Linked DNA regions of Homo sapiens: region 2 is linked to region 1. A link is a contact called in ENCODE Hi-C or POLR2A ChIA-PET data. All regions are on one chromosome and are shown on one strand. Each heading gives the region's core, a stretch centred on a gene start or an enhancer-like site at or near the end of the contact. The rest is flanking DNA. Distances are from core to core; before and after follow the strand shown.

Region 1 (2,873 bases), core at 100-2,599:
CTGAGGTTTATCTTCAAAACATTCTCATCTTTTCGGCTTACAGTAAGACTTTTTTTTTTTTCTAACCAAAATGTGTCTGCCTTTCATTAAGATAACATAAAAGAGCAGCCTAATTCTTTGGTCCCTGAATATGCACACACATGCATGCACACACACACACGCAGACACACACACAACACATGGAGGCTCTCTGAAACTGCTTAATCAAATTACTGCTCAAACCACTCCCTGGCACTTCCTTGCAAAACAACCAACCTAATACTGAGTTTTTAGTTTTGCACTACAAGCCGTTTGAAACAGAATAACATTCTTTCCTGGCCACCACTTTTAAATTCGGAAGGAGACAATACTCTGATCTCTTAGGCCTGTGCAAGTCAGAGTGTGCTACAATCGCTGCAGGTTAGAGCTCTGCCTTTGTTTAAAAACTGCATTTTATATACTAGTTACTTCATTGTGAAAGATAACCACCCTGACAAACAAGATTTTGCTATTTTTCTGCACAAATGTCACTTCACCATTTAGAGCTTCATGCAAATGTGTCTCCTACAGAAAATAAACTGCAAACACGATTTCTTAATTATCCTCGCCAAAAAAAAAATGTTTTAGTGGTGTCATAATGCCAGCACTAATTTTAGCCAAAATAAGAACAAATGCATTCTACAAATTCAGGAGATTATAATTTTTAAAAAGCAGTAGTATGGATATACTTAATGTCACTGAATTACACACTTCCAAATGGTTAAATGGTAAACGTTTATGTATTGTATGGTAAATGTTATGTGTTATTTTGGCACAATATTGTTTCCTCACAATAATACTAACAGGTTTTTTAAAAAGCAAGAGCACGCTCTCATTTCGTAATATATATTTATGGATGTCAGTGTGCAGAATTATGCACAGATATTTTAAATGTCAGGAGGCCTGGAGACAGATTTCAGGATTGCGGCTACTTTTACTTTTCTTCTACTTTCCCGTGTTATCTAATTGTCTCTGATAAATACGCTTTATATGCAGAATTGGATGAAACGAGAAAGCCCGGAGAAACCCGGGCTCCAGATTCTCTACCCCGGACGCCTGGGAGGCAAAGAGGTTCTAGATACGCCCTCAGCGTGGCGGGGGCGGGATCCACCGCCAGACCCCCGCCACGGGCGCAGCCTCCAGGCCGGGCCCCGTCCGCCGCCCGGGCAGGCCCGAGAATGCCGCGGACTTCGGGGAGCCCCGCGCCCGCAATGCCGCCACCCCCACCCCCGCGCCCCGCCAGGCCTCTCACCGACTCCCGCCGCCGAGCGACAATCGGTCCACCCGCCGCCACCGCAGCCGCCCGTCCCGCGCCTACCTCCCGGCGGCTCCAGTCGCGCACGCGCGTCGGCGCCCGGGGCCCTCCGCGGCCTCTCTAGGAAACTGGGAGGCCCAACGTCTCTGCTTCTCTCCGGCTCCGGTGCGGCGGGCGGCGGGGCTTGTCCAACATCCCTCACCTCCCTCAGTTGGACATTTCCCTTCCACGCTCGGATGCCCAGCCGCGCCTGTTTTCTTGCATCCCTCCTGTCGTGTCTGCGGGGCTGCCCTGAAGGCCTCTTTCCCTCCAGGGAAGAAAGGGATCCAAAGCTAGGGGTGAAAATAGGGCCAGCAGTATCTAGCAGACTGGTCCTGGCCAGGAGAAGGGGTTAAGGGAGCCACTCATTCTTCGCCTGGGTACACTTCAAAGAGGGGAACCAGATCCTACGGGAAGCTAGGTGCCAGAACTCCTGCCTTTCCAAGACGAGCTCATCCCCATCATCACCATACCCAGGAATACTTGTTCATAGCCAGCTCAGAGGTGCACCATACTTTAGCTTCCCACGGCCTTCACTCGTTTTCTCCTGTGGGTGAATTCTAACTAGGCTCGCCTGGTGAGTGAACAATGATGCCATTGCCCAATAATATGTGGAATCTGGGAGGAGTAGGTTGGGGGTAGGGGGTGGAGGGGCTGCTTGAAGAGGAGGTGAAGCAACCTGGAGAGGTTGCCCACCCCCTGTAGGAGCAAATGTCATCTATTGCCAGTGCCAGAGAACCTTGAGGGTGCACAGCCAAAGCCATAAGGCCATCTGCTGCCATTGGAGGGCATGCTACAAGCTGCTGTCCTGGTAGTCCTCTGGTTTGTGCTTCCTAGTGGCAGGCTGCAACATGTTGACGATTGATCTTTCAGATGGGCATTGATGATGCCCATCTGTGCCCTGAGGCTTTGCTTTACTCATCTGATCCACCCCTTTTTAATGCCCCAGTCACCAAAGATGGAAACAGAGAATAGATCCTGAACACCAGGAAGATGGTGACAAGGTGATAGAGAAACAGATGGCACATTCAAACAAGGTAAGTGGGGAGAGTTCACAAGGGGCGATTTACACAAAGTGGACAGGGTTAAGGAAATGCAACACGGAGTGGTGCAGAATCCCATGGCTAGCAAAATTTAGAAGCTATTCTCACCCCTAGGAGCAGGCCATCTGAGAGAAACTGTGGCTTTCAGTTGAGGGCTACATCCAAGCCATAGTCCAGCACAAAGGAAGCTGAGGTAATAAATAACCTGAACCCAGCTCTCTTCTGATCTCCTGCCAGGGCTTCCCATTGGCCCAACTCAACTGGAAGCCAGAGGGCAATCCAGGAAACTCAGTCTCCCAAGTGTCACAGCAGGGTTGAGGACTGAGACTGAATATGGAGGGGCAATTGGAAAATATCCAACACATACAAAAAGGAAAATAGAAACTGCTTGTCAATGCCTAATTTGTCCATTAATTTCCACTCGATATAATGTTCTTGAGTGACTCAGAACCACCCATAGTGGTGAGAAGAGTTTTCAAGTTTTGTTTGAGAACAAAATTTTCCCATCGTAGAAGAGT
Region 2 (2,873 bases), core at 167-2,666, 280 kb after region 1:
TTTGCTCTTCTATCCAGACCACTAAAACTTTCTCTGTATCAGCAATGTAGCTGTTTTGCTTTCTTGTCATTCATGTGTTCAATACTGATCCCTCCGGCCCTAGACAACAATAGTCAGGTGTGGCTCTTTCCTGAAGCTCCTCTTCTTCTATTTAGACCCAGGATATTTACGGCTTCTGCTTACTCTTCTTTTTTTTCTTTTTTTTGAGACGGAGTCTCGCTCTGTCGCCCAGTCTGGAGTGCAGTGGCGCGATCTCGGCTCACTGCAAGCTCCTCCTCCTGGGTTCACGCCATTCTCCTGCCTCAGCCTCCCGAGTAGCTGGGACTACAGGCGCCCGCCACCATGCCTGGCTAATTTTTTGTATTTTTAGTAGAGACGCGGTTTCACTGTTTTAGCCAGGATGGTCTCGATCTCCTGACCTCGTGATCTGCCGCCTCAGCCTCCCAGAGCGCTGGGATTACAGGCGTGAGCCACCAGGCCCGGCTTTTTTTTTTTTTTTTTGAGACGGAGTCTCGCTCTGTTGTCCAGGCTGGAGTGCAGCTGCGCCATCTCAACTCACTGCAACGTCCACCTCCCGGGTTCGAGCGATTCTGTCTCAGCCTCCGGAGTAGCTGGGACTACAGGCATGTGCCACCATGCCCGGCTAATTTTTGTATTTTTAGCAGAGACGGGGGGTTTCACCATATTGGCTATTGGCTCTGCTGGTCTCGAACTCCTGACCTCAGGTGATCCGCCCACCTAGGCCTCCCAAAGTACTGGGATTACAGGCGTGAGCCACTGTGCCCGACCTTCTCTATATTATTTTTATTTATTTTTAATTAACAAAGCATAGAAACAGATTCAGGACATTCCTCCGAAGACGTTCCAGACTCGAGTCCTAGGACATGGTTGGGGCGGGGGTCATTTGATCGAGTGGCCTGTGTCCTTATCTGGAATACGGGACGACGCTGTAACTCTAACTCACCCTGCGAACTCACAGCTTTTGAGGTAAACAAGTGAGAAAGAAGAGACAATAAAGTGATCTTTCTTTACCATCTACCAAGGACCAGGTGGTTTACACGTCAGTTCATTTTCAGGAACACAGCAGCGCTCTGAAAACTACAGAGCTTCCTGGGCGTAGGGGGCTGTGGTCGCTTGAAAAGAACCAGCCTGGGGGTCCGAGTTCCACCGGAATTGGGTTCGAGCGCGGGTGAAAAGAGGGACCCGACAGCACCCACCCTCCAAGTAGAGGCAAAAGTTGAAAGTGGCGGGCTGGCTGCGCTTCCGAAGAAACACGACTGGCGAAGGCTCACCTTAGTCTCTACGGTGGGTCCCTCCCTGTAGCCGACCCGTTCCTTGAAGCGGGCCAGAAACGCCGGCTCGGCTGGCCGCACGTACGATACCTGGTTCCGCTTGCTCATGGTAGCTCTGGGTAAAGACAGAAGACAGGTTCCGCGACGGATTCGCGACGATACAGAGGCGCTTAGCTGTGACGTCACTGGGCCACGCCCCCGATGCGTAGGCCGGGCAACATGGCGGCCTCCATGCGGGCGTCAACGTCCGATCCAAGCGCCAAATTCAAATTTGCGGCCATCTTGAGCGGGCGGAATTCAGTCGCGCGCGGTGCAGTCGGGAGGTGGAGGCACCGGCTGCATTGTTTTCGGGATCGAGGGGTGAGGGCGCTATGGCACCCGGCTGCAAAAGTAAGTCTGGGCCCCCGGCTTCGTTACCCTATTTTTGCCCCCAAATACAGCTGTGAAAGGATGGCAGCCTCGGACCGCCCGCAAGGTTCTTGCTAGGCATGAACTGCAGGAGCTGAGTGACCGGCGGGGACGTTTGGGAATCCCGCTCTGTCGCTCAAAGACAATACGCTAGCCGAAAAGCTCATCCCTTCCTTCAGTGTCCTGTGCGCATGCCAGGAGTCTGGCGCAGTTCTAGGCGCTCGGGATGAGCAGTGGACCTGACGTTCTTCCCTTTCTTTCCCTTGGTTCTGCTGTTTCTTCGCAGGCCTCTTCCCACATCCCGACCAGGGCTACCTCTCTAGATATCCTTGTCTCAGGATCGGCTTTTGCTCCCACCAGCTTCTGCGTATTTCTACATTTCTGACCTTCCTATAGGGAAGGGTTTATTTATATTCCAAACATTTCTTTCTCCTCTTTCCTTAAATAAATGGAATGTTAAAACACAGATGTCAGCAATGTCTTTATGTTCTCACAGTCTCTATTTTCACTTAAAGGAGACCCGTCCGATTTCTTTCTCTTTTTCACGGAGGAGAGCACTGTCATTTTGCTTATGATAAACCCTACAGTTTTCACTAACGTAGTCATTTGCTGTGCCTGTGTACGTGCTCCACTTCTCACATTGCCACATCTCTTAAGGAGTCTTATTTTTGTAAACCTGATTATGAGCTGATTTAATGGGATCTTTGTGAGTGGTCTGAATGGTAATGAGGAGAGGCCTGGATTAGATGATTAAGAATTTGTGAACTTCTGTCATTTGAGCTTTCCAACGCCGTTAATGTTTCTAGCTTTCTGTCAATTGTAGTCGTTTTTGATGGGTTTGTTGTTTCATTAATCTTTTAGGTCGATCACACCTAATCGGAACACCTCCTTATGCTACCTTTTTGCATATAAAATATTCCTTTTCCTTTCATCATTTTCAGTATTCAAGGACTATGAGCTCACAAAATGGTACCTTATTGGAGAGAAATGTTCATCCTGCTTTCTGAACAATCATACTGTTTGTTCTTTGTTTCCACTTTATGGATCAGTCACTAAATCTGGACTCAAGCAAAAAATTTGATGCCTGTTAAATAAGTAAAACATCTGCTTATTTAATGAGATATATGTATGTGACTGAGGGCTCTTGTCTGAAAACCAAATTTGAGAACCTTT

What was found. A loop is a pair of places that touch in the nucleus more often than their neighbours do. ChIA-PET counts read pairs that join two places held with the same protein, here RNA polymerase II (POLR2A). Pooled maps may share reads with other maps.
Region 2: a map of CD8-positive, alpha-beta T cell shows a loop between it and region 1 (14-fold over the local background). The contact joins the promoter of KIAA1143 here to the promoter of ZNF445 in region 1. A Hi-C loop is called at or near these places in 6 of 168 maps with a recorded cell type or tissue (CD4-positive, alpha-beta T cell, CD4-positive, alpha-beta memory T cell, CD8-positive, alpha-beta T cell and 1 more), 4 of 37 single-sample maps with no recorded cell type and 18 of 50 pooled maps. POLR2A ChIA-PET finds 5 or more read pairs at or near these places in 3 of 52 experiments (T-cell, activated CD4-positive, alpha-beta T cell and activated naive CD4-positive, alpha-beta T cell).

What each region holds. Positions count from the first base shown.
Region 1 is chr3:44,476,321-44,479,193 of GRCh38, forward strand. ZNF445 (zinc finger protein 445) reads right to left here and starts at 1,350. Exons shown (of 8, transcript NM_181489.6): 1 at 1,271-1,350. LOC101928529 (a long non-coding RNA gene) reads left to right here and starts at 1,370. Exons shown (of 4, transcript XR_940785.4): 1 at 1,370-1,889; 2 at 2,262-2,349. RefSeq lists silencers at 1,098-1,147, 1,168-1,327.
Region 2 is chr3:44,760,203-44,763,075 of GRCh38, forward strand. KIAA1143 reads right to left here and starts at 1,417. Exons shown (of 3, transcript NM_020696.4): 1 at 1,293-1,417. The coding sequence starts at 1,400. It overlaps KIF15 (kinesin family member 15), which reads left to right and starts at 1,592. Exons shown (of 35, transcript NM_020242.3): 1 at 1,592-1,682. The coding sequence starts at 1,664. RefSeq lists enhancers at 1-572, 1,363-1,642.